Regions from separate parts of the Homo sapiens genome. Here region 1 is linked to region 2. The links are chromatin loops, found by intact Hi-C in ENCODE. Cell type or tissue: A673. All regions are shown on one strand.

Region 1 (8,000 bases), 51 kb before region 2:
GACGCTGTGCAAAGCACCCCATGTGTGCAGCTTTTTGCCCTCTCGTAACAGGACGGAGCCAGGTCAGAGTGCAGATGAGGAGAGGAAGGTGCAGGGAGGTGGAGATGCTGACCCAAGTTTGCACAGCCAAAACTAGGATCGGTCTCCAGGGCCTCCGTCACTGTCCTGTCCTGCCTTCTGTCACACAGGAGTTCGAATGGTCGTTCTGAAATTGAGAGCTAGCGGGGCTGGGATCTCACTGGGCGGCCACAGAGGGGTCCCCTGACCTCTTGGGGTCTCGTTGGCAGGAGGGAATTGTATTGGAATATCCAGGTGTGTGGATCCCTGTGAATCTAACCCTGGAGTGTTCCAGAACTGCCCACCCTGTGGAAAGGGACTCAGGCCTGTCTTCAAGGACCTGGCATCCTTCTGTCCCAGGGCAGTTTGTCTTGGGTCTCTCAGGGACCGTTTGGGCCTCTTCAGCCCCTCATTCCACTTCCCTCCTGCTGCCCAAGTCATTCGTCCACTTGACTCCAAGAGTCGGCTGGGGAAATAAAAGGAAATGAAACACGACCAGGCATTTTCCCTTGGCCGAAGCAGAAGTCTGCTGTCGGGCAAAAGGTGAAGAAGAGACCAATGAGAGATGAGCCCACGGTGCTCCTGCCCTCCACCAAGGCAGGCCATCCTCTGCTGCCAGCCTGCAACAGGGCAGTGTCCTTCTGGGAGGTGTCCCTCCCTCTGGGGGATCAAGAGATGGCCAAAAGCAGGTGGCAGCAAGTGGAGAAGGCTGTTAATCCAGAACGCACCTTGTCTCTGCCCCTGTCCCCACCCAGGCAACATCCAAAACCTTTGCCCACAGTTCTGGGGCTGGCACCGTCCTGGGGCTCAGCTCCTAGGGACGGGGCTCCCCCAGGCACTGGCTGCCAGGAACTGGGTGGCCCCGGGCAAGTCTCTTCCCATTTCGGGGTATAGACTTCCTGCCTGTAAAATGAGGGGGTCTGCAGGTCAACCTCAGAGTCCCACTGTACCCCCAGATTCTGCTTCAGGGAGACGGAGAGAGAGAGAAAGAGAAAGAACGATAGAGAGATGCAATAACCTCCCAGCATCCAGGAAGACCCAGAGGGGAGAAATGCAGGGAACCTACCCAGAAAACCCTGGAGCGGGAGCTTCTCACTTTTAATGGTCATGGCCCCACTTGAGAATCCATGGTGCTCTTCCTAGAACCACGCATGTGCACACGTGTGTGCAAACACTGGGCTCATGCACAGGCACACACACACACATATAAGGTTGCAAACACTTTCAGGGACTTCCCAGATTTCTCTGAGTCCATCCGTGGTCACTTTCGGTCAATCATCTGGCCTGAGCAGGTTCTGCCTTCTGGGGGCTCTTCTACCCTCAGGGAAATCAGGGTTTGGTTCCCTGTAATTGTCTGGTCCAATTGTCTGAGGACTTTCTCTTTTTTTTGAGACAGGGTCTCACTCTGTCACCCAGGCTGGAGTGCAGTGAAGCAGTCTTGGCTCACTGCAGCCTCGACCTCCTGGGCTCCAGTGATCCTCCCACTTCAGCCTCCTGAGCACCTGGGATCACAGGCATGCACCACCATGCCTGGCTAATTTTTGTATTTTTGTAGAGATGGGGTTTTGCCATGTTGCCCAGGCTGGTCTTAAACTCCTGGGCTCACTTTCTTTTTTTTTTTTTTTTGAGACGGAGTCTTGCTCTGTCACCCAGGCTGGAGGGCAGTGGCATGATCTTGGCTCACTGCAACCTCCACCTCCCAAGTTCAAGCAATCCTCCTTCCTCAGCCTCCCAAGTAGCTGGGATTACAGGCACCTGCCACCATGCCTGGCTAATTTTTGTATTTTTAGTAGAGACAAAGTTTCACCATGTTGGCCAGGCTGATCTCCTGACCTTAAGTGATCCGCCCACCTCAGCCTCCCAAAGTGTCGGGATTACAGGCGTGAGCCACCGTGCCTGGCCATAGCCAGACTTTCTTGATTCTATATCCTTCTCCTCAGAGCAGAAACATCGAGCATTTGTTGAGTGCCTCATGTATACCAAGCCCTTAACCTAAGCTATAGCTCATTGAACTCTCACAGAAGTCTTAAGGTAGAGCTTGTATTTAGATCCGTTTTGAATATGAGGAATCTCAGGTTCAGAGAATTTAAGCCACTTGCCGAAGGCCACACAGCTTCTAAGTAGAGGAGGCTGGCACCTCCAGCCTGGGCCGCCCGGCCCGGCATCCAGGTTCCTAAACAGGCTGCTCAGCTGACACGAGTCGCTCTGGATCTCAGAAAGCGCCTGATAGACGGAGGCGGCTGTCATCTGTGTGTGTGTGTGCGTGCGTGCAGCCATGTGTGCTGGTGAGCATACTGTCCCTGTCAGCCTCTCCTCCCCCAGCACACCCCGGCAGCCCAGAGAAGGGAGGGCCCGGAGGAGTGACGGTGTTCCCCACCCCCTGCCCTTTGAGACACAATGGAGTCCGCTAATCCAGTTACTTGATAATTCACTTATTTCATGTCTATTTGGCAGCGAGCGTGCTCCCACGCACCAGCTCTGGGGAAGGCGAGATGGCTTTGCCTGGAGGAACCTGATTGTTTTTCTGGGGAAGGAGTGGGGGAAAAAATTGCACCCAACAATGGACAATAATGGGCCTAAAAATAGAGGGTGGAGGGTGCAGGGGGTGGAGGAGTGTGCTGTCTGCCAAGGGAGGGCTCCAGGCCTGTCTGCTTGGCACGGGGCAGCCCTACCCTCCTGCCCAGTTCCCCTCCCCTGCACTGGGTTGGCCGCCTCTCAGCCTAGAGGAGGGGCACTGGAAGGAGGAGGCCCAAGTGGGTGGGGGGCTGGGTGGCCTTCCTTGCTGTCTCTGCCCGCTCCAAAATGGAAAATTGTCCCACCCAGGGGGTCCTGGAGGCAGCAGCCACGACCTTGGGTGGACGCTGCGCCTCATCAGCCCTGACTAGCCGTGATGCCCAGGACCTTCCCCCAAGGGGCTCAGGCATCAGCTGAGAACTGCAGCCTTGGGTACAGAGTACGGGTTGTCTCCCAGCAGGAAAGGGAGGTTTCAGGTTTTGTGGCTCTTTTCCATCTCCCAACACTTGGGGCAGTCTTCTCGAAGGCCTCAAGCCCAGCGGGCAGCTATGACCCCACCAGGAGCGGAGCGGGCAGGGACCAGGCTGCCCTCTAAGCCACTCGGCTGGCTCTCAGCCGGGGTGCACACTGGACTTGCCTGGGAGCTTTTCATTCCCCCCCTGCCGCAGCTGCCCCCCAGACCAGCTTCAGCAGCCTCTCTGGGCGGCCCAGCAGGAGGAGGCATTAAACCTCCCCAGGTGGTCCCAGTGCACAGCCAAGTTTGAGAAGCACCGATTGAAACCTCTCCCAGGCCTGCCCTGGAGCCCTTCCAGCCTGAAGCATCTTGTCGTCTTAAAACTGAAAGACCAGGAGGAAGAGAATTCCATGGCCTGCCTCGGCTCTCTCAGAGCCTCTCTCACATCTGAGCTGCAGGTGCTCCATCCTCCTTCTGGCTTCCTGGGTGCCGAGGGGTGCCAGCTCTCCAGGCTTGGGAGAGGGCCACTTAAGCCCTCACACTTTGTTCCCAGGCTCTTCACCTGTCTTCCTGGAAGGAGGGGGCCGGCCAGCATTAGGGCTGTCACGGGCGCTGCTTAATGTCAAGCTGCCCATCTGGCTCCTGGCCTCCCTTTGGCCTTCTCTCCTGCGCTCCCCACCAAGCTCCTGGCTCAGCAGCGTGCATGCGTTAACCCATTGCCCCCCTGCAGTGTTTTGTGTGTCCAGCCTGGCCCTTTGCTCAGTCGACCTAGAGCACCATCCTCCCAGACTAGTCGAGTGTCCCTCCACCTGTCCTGAGTCCAGATGAAATCCCACCTCCCCCAGGAAGCCTTCTGACTGCCCCAGCCCGTCACCTCCAGGGCTTGTCATCTGTGCCACTCATGGGGACCAGGACACAGGTGACTTCTCTGGTGGACACAGCAGAACGGTCAACATTCCCAAAAGGGAGCAAATTGCCCGAGTCACCAGAAGTGTGACCTTGAGCAAGCATCTGGCTCAGGGGCTCTTGGCTTCCCCACCTGTAGGTAAAATAACAGGAACAGTGTCATCGTGTGGGGGCCCTTCCCTGGACCACCTGGACCAGCCTCTCAAACCTGGCCACACATCTGAGTCACCTGCTGAGGGTTTTGGTTAGTTGGTTGGTTAATTACTCGATTGGTTAGTTTGTTGGTTTGTTTGTTAGCTTTCAATTTGGAGTAGAATTTCTGACCTTAGGGCCCAGGAATGTTGCCACACCCCTCCCGTCCCCAGGTATTGTCATGTTTTCATGGGTGGCCAAATCTAAGAGCTGCTTCTCTGGGGCACGAAGGATGTTCACAAATAGTTGATGAATAAGTGAATGAATAAATCAATGAAACTTACCAGCCCAGCCTCACTACTCGCACCCACCCCCAACGACGAGCCAGGGTTCATCCACAGAGGGGTGTACCTGTCCAGGTGTCCCCAGGTGTGGGCAGACCCAGTAACTTTACTCTTTCATCGGCCCCACCGCCTCTTAACTCCTCAGAGACCAGCAGGAAGAAACCCTCGGAGGTCGCAGCTTCTGGCTGTTCTCAGGGGCAGGCCCCGTCCATCGGGTGCTGTGTCTACTCCTAAGACCTGGTTCTGAGTATGGAACACCTGGAGAGGGAAGGGGCCGAGGAGGGGGAGTCACTCGGCTGTGTCAGGCTCCGCCCCTGCCTTCCTGAAGCACACAGTGGGGAGGGGACACACCCGTCATTAACCGAAGAAGCCACTGGGGAAAACTGTGACCCAGTGCTCCCTTGGGACTGGGGGGCAGTGGCCAGGGGTGTTTTCCCTGAGGAAAAGAAATTTAAGCAGACACCTGCCAAAGGCTGGAGGGAGAGCTGTAGACAGAAGATGGCTCAACCTGAAAGCTCCGCGGGGTGGAGGGGGCATCCAAAGGGCGGGAGAGACTGGCCAGTAGAAAACGAGGCCAGAAGCCGGACATGGTGGCTCACGCCTGTAATCCCAGCACTTTGGGAGGCCGAGGCGGGTGGATCACCTGAGGTCAGGAGTTCGAGACCAGCCTGACCAACATGGGGAAACCCAGTCTCTACTAAAAATACAAAATTAGCCAGGTGTGGAGGCACATCCGGTAATCCCAGCTACTTGGGAGGCTGAGGTAGGAGAATCACTTGAACCCGGGAGGCCGAGGTTGCAGTGAGCCAAGATCGTACCAGTGCACTCCAGCCTGGACAACAAGAGCGAAACTCTGTCTCAAAGAAAACAAGGCTGGAAAGACAAGGGAGAGAGGCAGAGCTGGTGGCAGAGCCAGGCCCAGGGTTTGGACTTAAGAAGGGGAAGGCGCTGGGGCTCTGAGGAGGAGCTGGAGACAAAGGGAAGGGTGTCTGGCTGCAGGCTGAGAATGGGCTGGGGGTGGGGAGGCTAGAGGGGTCGGTGGAGGCCCCAACCAAGGCGGGGCAGGGGAGAACAGAGTGAGCCTTTAGGAGAAACCACTGCTGGGGACCAGGCTTCACTCTCAGCCCATCCGGAAACCTCTTTCAGCTGATGCTTCCCCCGACCCCCTTCCCCACCCTGGGCCTCTGTTGGAAGCTGGCTGAGGCCCTGTTGATCAGCAAGAAAGCCCAGGGCAGCTCTCAGAGAAGAGGAGAGGGGGCCCAGAAAAGGCCCCCAGGATCTGGGGAGGGGATCCGAGGAGAGGCAGCTACCAAGCGCCCCAGCCAGGGGGGCCTGTCCCTCACCCCACCCCGGCACTGAAACCCTCACAGCCACTTTTTTCCTCCCTCCGTGATAAAATATTCATGGCGGCAGAGTGGGCCCTCTTTGGGAAGGCTGCCTGGGTCTAGCTTATGCTCTGCACAAGCTTTTAAAGAGCAGGGCGCTGTTCCTACTCTCTAAGCATTTTCTAAGTCCTGAATCAATAATGCACTTTCCTGGGCTTCTCCGGATGTAGCCCTCTTCCTCTCGGTGCCTTTCCCCCGCCCGCCCCCTTATCTTTCTTTCCCTTTTCTTCTCTCCCGTTCTTTCATCCTTCCATCTCTCCTTTCATTTACTTTTTAAAAAAGTATGAAAGTGTTGAGCTGTTTGGGTGGCCAGTGAAGCCCTGAGTAGGGAGTGGGCAGGAAGGGAGGCGCCAGACTGAGCCCCTGTGTGTGCAGGGAGGAGGAGGAGGAGTGGGAGGAGGAGGAGGAGTGGGAGGAGGAGGAGGAGTGGGAGGAGGAGGAGGAGGGAAAGGAGGAGGAGCAGCAGCGGCTGAGCGCTCCCGCTGGCCCTGCTAGGGAAGTGTTTGAGGATCACTGAGCTCCTGGTGTGGGGAAGGAGGAGGGCTTAGCCTCACCCGGCCTCCCTCTCTCCTTTTTCTAATCAATTAGAAAGTGTTTACAGCATAGCCAGAGAAAAATAGGGAACCTGGGACCAAGAAAAAATGCAAAGCACCGGCCAAATTTCAGCCCCACACTCGAAGGAGGGAGCAGTGGGGTTTCACCTATCTGCCTTCTGTGGTAATGAAACCCCTGTCGCTAGAGGTATGCAAGAGAAGGGGAGCCTTACCCTGTCTGAGACAGACGCCCATGTGTCTGGTCCATTCTGTCAGTCGCCTGTGGGGTGCCCCAGGGATGCACGGGCACTCTTCAACTGGGATAGAATTTCCTGCCCCAAACATTCCTGGAAATCTGGCTGTGGGAAGAATCCACATATGCCCAGGGCAAAGCAGAATGTGTCCTTTAAGAAAACAATAATACATTTTTAAGTTCCTGGAGAGATTAACCCTTGTCTAGCCAGAGCCATGGCAATGCCTCCCCGCCCACCACACTCTGGTGGTTCGGCTGACGGAGGAGATCAGTCATTCAGGGGTCTGCGGTCCTGATGAGCAGTGGGTGCCCACACCAGGCCTGGCATTTCATCCTTGCTTTCTGACCTTGGCTTCCCAGTTGACCCTCTCCCGGGCAGCTCGTCCATCAGGGCAGCCCAATGCCCTCAGGTCCTCCGAAAGGATCTCAGGGTGTTCTGTGGGGGCAACCCGAATTGGTGTAAGAAGACTAAGCAGTCGATCTGCTGGAACAGCATCCCCAAAGCGGAGCGAAGCCCGCGGATGCCCACCGCCTCTCCCCCAGGCAGCGTCCTACCTGGATAGAACTGCCTGGAGCCACTGCAGAGGGTCCTCGCTCAGTTAGGGAATGTTTGTCATATACCGCTGTGTGCAAACAGCTGTTGGGAGTGTGGCACAAAGGTGGGTAAGGCCCCTGCTCTCCCAGAGTTCACACTCACAGAAGGTTCTGGAAGGAGGAACACTGTGGGCAGGGTTGAAAGGCCTAAAGTGCTCCCTTTCCTCCCAAATAATGCGGGGTGAGGGGCGGTGAGGAGAGCCGCTCTGAGCAACCAAGGAACTGAGATGCATTTTCTGGGTCTCCTTTTGAGCCGAGGCAGGTTCGAGAGGCAGCCAGAGACTCTGGGTTCAAGGTGGACCTGTGCCCAGGCCATGCCCACTGTGGCCCCCCTGGGGGAGGAGCAGGGGCGGTCGCCGTGGCTTTGGGAGGCTCATTGCTGGGACAAGCGAGTCCCTGGGGAGGCAGCGCTTGGAGGCTCGCTTGCCTGCCCCTGCCTGAGTAATTGCTTGGAGCTGGGAGGAAAATTGCTCCAACCAGAAAACAAAACAGAAAAGCCGCCTTGGCCAGCTGCAGCTCCAGCCCTAAAATGCCAGGTTGGTTTACGCTGATTCACGAGCGGGGAGGGTGACCTTGCTGTCTGTTGTCCAGGGCCTGTGCACGAAGAGAATCTGGAAAGGGAAGGAGAGAGACACCTGCACGCTGGGGAAGGAATTAGCAGCACAGAGAGCAAGAGGGACAGCGATCAATGAAACCATAGAAGGAGAATGAGAAACACACACACAGAGAGCGAGAGGGAGCAAGAGAGAGAGAGAGAGAGAGAGAGAGAGGGACAGAAAACAAGAGGGAGGGAGGGAGGGAGAGCTCAGAGAGTTAGAGACCGTCAGG
Region 2 (8,000 bases):
CTGCAGGGAGGTGACACCCAGGCCCCTTCCCCTGGGGCAGCCAGCTCACGCCCGTCTCTCTCCCACAGGTGCCACTGCAGGTTCCTTTGGCAGTAAGTACACGCCTGGGGAGGGTGGCCAGGGCCCCCACTGCACGAGCCTCTTTGCATGTCCTGGAAAAAGCTGGAGAGAAAAAAGGGGCTTCAGTGTCCCCTCTGGGACTTGGGCCTATTCACTCCCTCCTCTAATTACACCCCATCTGCTTCTCCACCTCTCCCCCCTCCACCTCCCCCCCTCCACCCATCCCCACTTCACATCATATGCCATGTGTCATGTGTCATTTTGCTGTGGCCTGTGGCCCAGCAACTCTCAGGCTCTCCCAGGAGCTCCATCAGTGCTGCTTTGGAAAACGGGACAGGACTTTTTGCAGGTCTCTTGGCCCCTGGGTGGGCTCCCTGCTCCTCCTGCCACCCACGCCACTTCTCTCACCTGGATCTGGGAGAGCAGTCTCTCCTGCCAGTCAAGAGTGGGGTGACCTTCCCCCACCAGGGGCAGAATCCACCCCCTAGCCTAACCATGGGGGCAGCCTCCCTCTGGGCAGCCTCTGCAGCCAGCTTGTCCCAGGGCTCTGCTCGTCCAGGTCAGCTCAGGTCCCAGGGGAGTCGGACCAGGGAGGGGCATCTGCAGGAGGTGGGGGTCCTGAGAGTTCCCCAGGAGGGCGAGGGCGACATGGCGCCCACAGGTTATCAGTAAATGTCATCGAGACTGTCCCCAGACACTCACAGGGTGCCAGGCACGGTCTCTCCTTTCAGCCTTGCAAACCCCTCCCCCTGGGAGGTCGCCATCTGCTCTGCGAGGCAGCAGGAGAGGACTGGCCAATGTCAAAGAGCCAGCCGGGAGCAGACCCCAAATCTCAGAGATGCTTCTGGGGTGCACCGTCACCCTCCACCAGGGCTCTGTGGGGCCCCACATCCCACCCAAGTTGTCCCTCCCGGACCCAGGGGGCCCCTGGCTGGGAAGCCAGTGAGCCGAGAGGGCGCCAGAAAGAAGCTGGACCCTGCAGGGACGCTGGTCTGCACAGCCGTCGTAAGTTGCTTCTCTGTGGTGTCCCCACCCCGGCAACCCCCCAACCCTCTCTTGCTTTTCCCATCTCTCACCAGGCATCAGCAGGTCCCAGAAAGACCCCGACCCCAAAGGCCCTGTGGCCACTGCGGCCACCACAGCCATGACAGGGGCCCCTACTACTCCTGTCCCCTCCACGTCCACTGCCTGGGCCCCCATGGCGCCCAGCACCCCACAGCCCACAGGTGGGTGCCAGGGTACAGCGACCCCTGTCATCCCACCCTCTCCTGCTTCTAGCCTGGGTCCCTGCCTCTCTTGGGGTGGGAGGGTCGGCAGCCCTGGGCAGAGAGCAGGGGCTTGGCTCTTAGAATAGAGACGCTAGAACCCTAGAGCTGGGAGGCCACAGGCCAAAGGGGCTTGAGGACACCTGGGTCAACCTGTTCCTGAGCCCAGCCAGGGGATTCAGGGATCAGTTCAGCTTCCAAAGTCGTCTTCCTCCTGCCCTTCAAGCCATTGCTTGGAAGGGCTCCCAGACCATTGTGGCCAGACGGCTGCAGGAACTGAGAGGAAAGGTGCTGGGGGCAGCGAGGCCATCCTGACATGCAGCCAAAGACTGGCCTTATCTCCCAATGGTGCTTCTGCCTCCGTGGTCCCTGGAGCCCCGCCCACACCCTGTCCCCACCTGGCCCCCAGGGCCTCTCTGTCCTTAGCCCCTCAGCAGCACACCGGTGGGATGGATGGAGCAGGGTTAGCCCAGAAAGCAAATGTCTCTGATCAGCAGGGCAAAGGGAGCCTCTGGAGCTGAGTTTGGACACCGTGGGCTGCTGGGAATGTGGAGGCTGTGTGTGTAGTGCAAGGCCAGGCCAGGGCCAGACGTCCTGCCCCCTCAGGGGTCTGCCACAGACAGGCATGGAAACCTGATTCTCGCTCCCCTCCAACGGAGGGATTCACGTGTATTCAAGGCTGGGGGTGCTGGAGTGGGCCTCTGCTCTCACCTGGACTCACCTGGGGAGTATCCCTGCACTCTGTGCAGTGCAGGTGCCAGGGGTCTGAAAGGATTTATCCTTCCCAGAGGGCACCAGGAAGACGATGACCAAGGGGAATTCTTCCTGGTCCCAGCCAGGGAGGGGTGCTCCAATAGCCTGCCACACCCTGTCCCCCGCCACCCTGCAGGGAGGACCTGGTGGGGACTCCTGGCCCCTTGGGTAGTGCCCTGGCCCTCCATCTCTCTGATCCAAGGAGACCTGCCCCACTGATCCTTCCCCCTTGGGGGGTGGCATTTCTAAAGGGCAGAGTCCCCTCCATCAGCTCCTGCCTCGGCCTGTTGCTGGGTGGACACTCAGGCTCCCCAGACAGGGGCAAATGCTGAGAGAAAGACCTCCTCCTTCCTAGGCCATCCAGAGCAGCTCCCCTGGGGGCAGCACACCCCACCTCTTTCTACATCCTTCCTTTTCTGCAGGAGGCATTTACAGGAGGCAGGGGCTAGCCAAAAGATTGGAGGATTTCCGGGAAGCCTCCTGACCCAGGAATCCTCTTTGGGGTGGAAGACATGGGTCACTCTGAGAATTCTGGACTTCAGACATAGGTTGGCCCAGCCACAAGGGACCTGTGCTTTGCTGCTGAGCCTGTGGTGGGCAGACAGAAGCAAAAACAGTGGTGGTGGGTGCTGTGCCTGTCTCCAAACAGGGGTTTGGCTGGGAGGCCAGATACTCTCCATATCACATGTGCAAGTGCACACATGCACACACACACATGCATGCACACACACAGGCATGCACACGCACATGTACACACACACACACACAGAGGAATCCATTTGCAGAGCTGCTTCTGACTTGGTGCCAGGGCAGCCGTGGGAGGCTGGGCAGATTGTGCAAAGTTGGGAATTAAAGAGGAAAAGTCAGAGGCCAGAGTGGGAAATGCAGGGGAGGTGAGGGTCCCCAGGACCCCCTCAGTGAGCAGAAGGCACACCCTCCCTCTCGGCAAGACAGTGCTGCTCTGCACCCTCAGCCCTGTATCAAGAAGCAGGACATTAGGGGAGGAGGTGGCTCCAATGTGACAGCCAGTGGCCCCTACAGCCCACATCTAGGGGCTCCTCCCTCCTCTTCAGCAACTGAAGCCCCTGTCCAGAGCCCCCATTAATGAAAACGATCATTGCAGTAGCTGAGGGTGAGTTCTCCTGGGCTGTGCTCGTATCATTGTATCATCATATCATTGTATTCTGGGCTCACAGCTCCGTGAGATGGAGGCTGTTATTTTCCTAGTCCCACAGGTGAGGGGATCGAGGCTTAGGAAGAAGCAGCTGGATTTTATGATATGTAAATTACACCTCAATCAAGCTGTTTCAGAAGAAAAAAGGGGCAGCTGCTCAAGGTCTCAGAATTATGGAGAGGCACGGGCAGGATTTGAACTCAGGGCTCGCCAACTCAGCCACCCAAAGCTATTGTCCTGAGGCCTCCAGGGGCTATGAGGTAGAGCTATCTTTTTTTTTTTTTTTTTTGAGATGGAGTTTCGCTCTTGTCGCTGAGGCTGGAGTGCAATGGAGCAATCTCAGCTCACTGCAACCTCCGCCCCCCCAGGTTCAAGCAATTCTCCTGCCTCAGCCTCCCGAGTAGCTGGGATTACAGGCACCTGTCACCATGTTCAGCTACTTTTTGTCTTTTTAGAGAGACAGGGTTTCACCATGTTGGTCAGGCTGGTGTTGAACTCCTGACCTCAAGTGATCCACCCGCCTCAGCCTCCCAAAGTGCTGGGATTCCAGGCGTGAGCCACCGCACCCGGCCAAGTAGTGCTGTCTCCAAGGCCTGGCTTGCAGGGCTTCCCAGTTCCAAAGGAGCAGACCGGGCTTCCATGGGGCCTTGGCACAGCACACAGGCCATGGCGAGAACTTGCTTCCCACACACCTGAGTGTGTCCCTGGGCAGCCAAGCCAGGACTCTCTCCCTCCCCAAGACCCTGGTCCCTGAAAGATCCTGAATACCCCCGAGTGCCTCCCAACAGGTGCTTCGGGCTCTTTGAACAGAGTCCAGCTGGGCCTCTGAACTCCTGGGCCAGATGTTTCTCCCGCCTGCCAATGTCAAGCTGTCTGGAGGACAGCGCTGCGGGCGGAAAACGCCGCTGGAGACACTAATCCTTTCCTGGGCTGGGCCACGGAGGATGGAGGGAGACAGGCTCTGAAGCAAATGCCTTCAGGGCTGGCTTTCTCATGGCTCTAATTAAGCCCTTGCCAATTTGGGCCTGGCGGCCTCATCTTCCCACTGAACATCATATTAAAGTCAATTCATGTCCAAAGCTCCCCGCTCCCAGCTGGAAAGTCTTCCGCACTTGTTAGCTGGTAGCTTTTCCTTTTCTTTCCCCACAGCCACCGTTGTGTATAATCCCTTCAAGAAGCGGAAAACAGCAGCGCTCCCCTGTCCCTCTGGGTTTGTCCTTTGAAATTTGGGCACAGGGCAGTTCTTTGCCAGCCCTGCCTGCCTGCCTTGCTGGCTGTGTGTCCCGTTAGTCTACGGGCTGAGCGTTGTGTCACTGGTTCATGCTGGGGTCCCTGGTGAAAATGGGCCAGGCCAGGGGTCAGGAAGGTAGAAGGGCAGTGATCAGGGAAGCAGGTCAGATGCTGGGGAAGGCTCCGGTCCCTGGATTGCGGCTGGACAGGAAGGACACCTTCCAGGACACTTCTGGACACATGTAAGATCTTGGCCGGAACACATGTCCCACTTCGCAGCCATTAGCCAGAGACATCAGCTCAGAGAGGTCTGGGCCCAGAGGCGGGACCTGGTCTAGCTCTGTCCTTCAGTCAGAACGGGGACGGCACAGGGAGTGTAGAAGGGTCTCGCTGAAGAATATGCAGATTCTCAGGCATGGGTTCACCTCTCATCTATCGGGCTTTAAGTCTGCATGTGCCCTCCACAGGCTGAAATAGTGTAGATGCTGCCTATGTAGTAGATTTGGACCCAATTCCTTTGGCCAGTGTAGACAGAGCCTCTCCTTATAGTGCTGCTGCTTCTAAGGGGCCTGTGGGGTGCGGGGCTGTGATGCCTCAGTATGTACCCAGCTTCCCTCAGCACCACCCCCTCGCATAACTTGGTTTCTTCTCTTCTTCCCCCCAAGAGTGGACCAGGCCATCTACGGCTGCCCCTCTCTCGAGCAGGTGGTCCCAGGTGGCCTCCCGTGCAGAAGGTATGGGGGGGCAAGGCCTGTGATGGGCCTGAGACCCCGGGGAAGCGCCCTCTTAGACTCGTAGGCCCCTCCCTCTGTAGTGGAAGTAGCAGGTGTGCATGGTGGGGACCTGAGGTTGGAGGGGGGCCGCAGGAACCAACTGAGGGCACGGGTGTAGAATGTCGGTGCCTGGGGAGCTCTAGGGCACAGTGGTGAGGGAGCGGCCTGGTAGAGCAGGTCTACCAGCTCTGCCCCCAAGCTCACCTGCTTCAAGAGGTTCCATGTGGCACCCCCACGCCAAGCCCTTCCACCAGCACTCCCTCCGAGGGCTTCGGAGTCTGGTAGAGGCCCCGCCTCCCACGACAGGAACCCCCCTCTCCAGCTGCCCTTGCTCACAGGACACCTGGGCAGTTGCTGGATCAGAGAGTCAGAGGGGGCTTCCTGCAGGAGCGGGGGCCATGAGACCTCGGAGGGTGGACTGTGGTGGGTGAAGGGAGAAGGCAGCACATTCCAGGCCGCAGGGCCAGCCGGGGCAAAGGCTTGGCAGTGGGATGGCAGGGAGCCTGACAAAGTGGAAAATGTGTGGGTTAAAGGAGGGAGGGCGGGGTCCTGGAAGACACTGACATCCTCCTGCTACGTGGGAGGAGACACAGGGCTCATCTGTAGCCATAGACAGACATGCCAAGGAAACGCGCAGGCCTGCCCGACTCTCCAGAAGGGAAATTGTCCCTGGCCCCAGCTCACCAAGCCTGGGTGGGGAATTAGGGCCTGAGGTCTAGGGAACAGGTGAGCTGTTCCTTCCAGCTCACATGTTCAAATTTCCTCCAGCCCCAGCTCTGAGCAGCGAGCAGGGCTTTGAGCGCCCTCTACTGGCAGGAAGCTCTGGCGCTGGAAGCATGTTTAGAGAGGGTCTGAGGCTCGGTTCCTAGAAACCTGGAGGACCTGGGCCTGGTGTCCTCTGTGGTGATGGAGACAGAGCTGGCGGGAGCCATCGCTTCCCTACCCTGGGCCAACCAGGGCACCACAGACCCCCAGAGGGAAGCCAAGGTAGTGACGATCCCGGGACAGTGGCCTGCTCACCCACAGATAGGGCGTTGGGGTCCCAGCGGGATTCTGGGCAGTGGAAGGCAGGTGCCGTCCGTGTTCCTGGCTTGACAGCACTTGCGAGTGGGACTCCAGGGACAGCGAAGGATTCACTTCGGCTGGAGCAGGAAGAGTGTTTCAGAAAGGAAGGGAGATGCCAAAGTCCTTAAATGCCAAGTTTAGTCTCTGGGTTTGATGCTCCAGGAAGTTTGGAGAGGCGGTGGGGAGAGCAAGAGACGGGCGTGGTGTGCAATGTGATGTCAATCTATCTAAAAACAGTTTGGCTTCCAAGAAGGTCTTAGCAGGGCGCGGGGGTGTCAGGGGTTACAGAAGTCATTTGGAGGATTAATCCAGCCAGATGTGTCCATGGTCTCAGAGAGGGGACCAAGGGCAGGGCTGATTTGCAAGCTTGGGATGTGCTGTGTTTCCTTCAGGAAGGGGCCCCACCTCCCTGGGCTCTTCGAGGAGAGGGGCTGTGTGATTTGAGGCCAGAGGGGCCTCTCCCTCCCTCACATCTGAGCAGGCGACAAGGCTGCCTGCCCTAGAGCTGGCCCAGGGCGGCTCGGAAGCCTTTGCTGGGCTCTTCCCTGGGCAGTGGGACCATGACAGACGAAAGAACCTGTTTCTCATCTCTCCAAGCTGTGGGCACCCCTGCCGCTGCCCCTGCCCCTGCCAAGGGCTACAAACTTTTCCAGCTCAAGCCCAAATCTCCTCAAGTGATGCCTATTGAAGAATTCCAAGGTAAGAGGATGGACCTGGGGCCCCATCAGCCCTCCCTGACACCTGTTCCCCATCCGCCGCTGGAAAAAGACGGTGCAGGATAGAGGACCGATGCCTGGCTCCGAAAACCCTCCTGGAGTAGCTGGGTCAAGGTTAAACTGAGTCTCTCTTCCCTACAGGCCTCCCTCCCCAAGGGAGCTGGGAGCAGGTATGAGTCAGAAGCCAACTTGGGCACAGTGGGCAGGCCACACAGCAGGCAGAGCAGATGCCAGAAATAGCCCATCCCGGCTCCCCTGGGAGGTGTGGCCCTGGGGCTCGTGTTGGTTGAAGCAGAATCTGGGACACACGGGTCACCGATGCTGCTCTTTGGGACACTTAGAGGATGCCTCATCTCCTCATTATCTCTGGAGGGACAAAGTGAAGGGGGCAGGACTAGGTGGCCCACAGGTGGGAGTGCCCACCATCTCTCCTGGGCACAGGCTGTTTCTCTAGTCTCCCATGCCCTTGACCACTGGGTCAGTCCCTCATCCCATCACAAAAGGGAAGCTGGGTCCTCTAGAGATACACAGATGGTGTTTCAAGAGGGTGGCCGTTGTCCTTCCTTGTTCGGGGGCAGCCACATTGGCTTTCTTGCTGGAGGGTGGGTGGGTGGGTGAGTACTGTGTCCCTTCGTAGGAACATCAAGGGATGCCCCCCCATTCTTAGGGATGGTGACCTTCCTCACCAAATCCTCCATTGACAATGTGGGATTCACCTCCAATCCCTGAGAGCCTTGCCCCAGGCAGTCACGGGCTTGTCTGGTCCTTGGAGCGGAGCTGGTTAGGCAGGGGTCAGCCTGAGAACCACGTAGGGGTGGGGTGCAGGAGGCGGCAGGACATGGTGGTGGTGGTCCTTGGTATGAAACCATGTGCTTCCAGGAGCAGCGAGTCAGAAGCCGGGCCAGGACCAGGGGGAGGCATGCAGGTTCCCAGGGCTCCTGCTTTAAAGTGGCACTCACTCTTA

Evidence for each region. Peaks named below come from ENCODE experiments on the same cell type or tissue, not always from the same donor. Only the 100,000 strongest peaks of a DNase experiment are listed, where the experiment ranks them.
Region 1: a loop joins it to region 2, with 2.7 times the contacts of the local background. A loop is called at or near these places in 32 of 110 quality-filtered maps.

Annotation. Positions count from the first base shown.
Region 1 is chr9:132,179,656-132,187,655 of GRCh38, forward strand. The region is part of intron 2 of NTNG2 (netrin G2); the gene reads left to right. Among named protein-coding and RNA genes, the nearest start is that of NTNG2, 22 kb to the left of the region's middle. RefSeq lists enhancers at 6,107-6,401, 6,752-7,365. In A673, a CTCF peak has its summit at 3,089; DNase peaks (open chromatin) are centred at 2,446, 3,036, 3,336, 6,146 and 1 weaker place; H3K4me3 peaks cover 1,159 bases; H3K27ac peaks cover 3,626 bases.
Region 2 is chr9:132,230,504-132,238,503 of GRCh38, forward strand. It overlaps NTNG2 (netrin G2), which reads left to right. Exons shown (of 8, transcript NM_032536.4): 5 at 69-92. Among named protein-coding and RNA genes, the nearest start is that of NTNG2, 72 kb to the left of the region's middle. In A673, CTCF peaks have their summits at 6,058 (motif pointing left) and 6,258 (motif pointing right); DNase peaks (open chromatin) are centred at 4,248 and 6,038.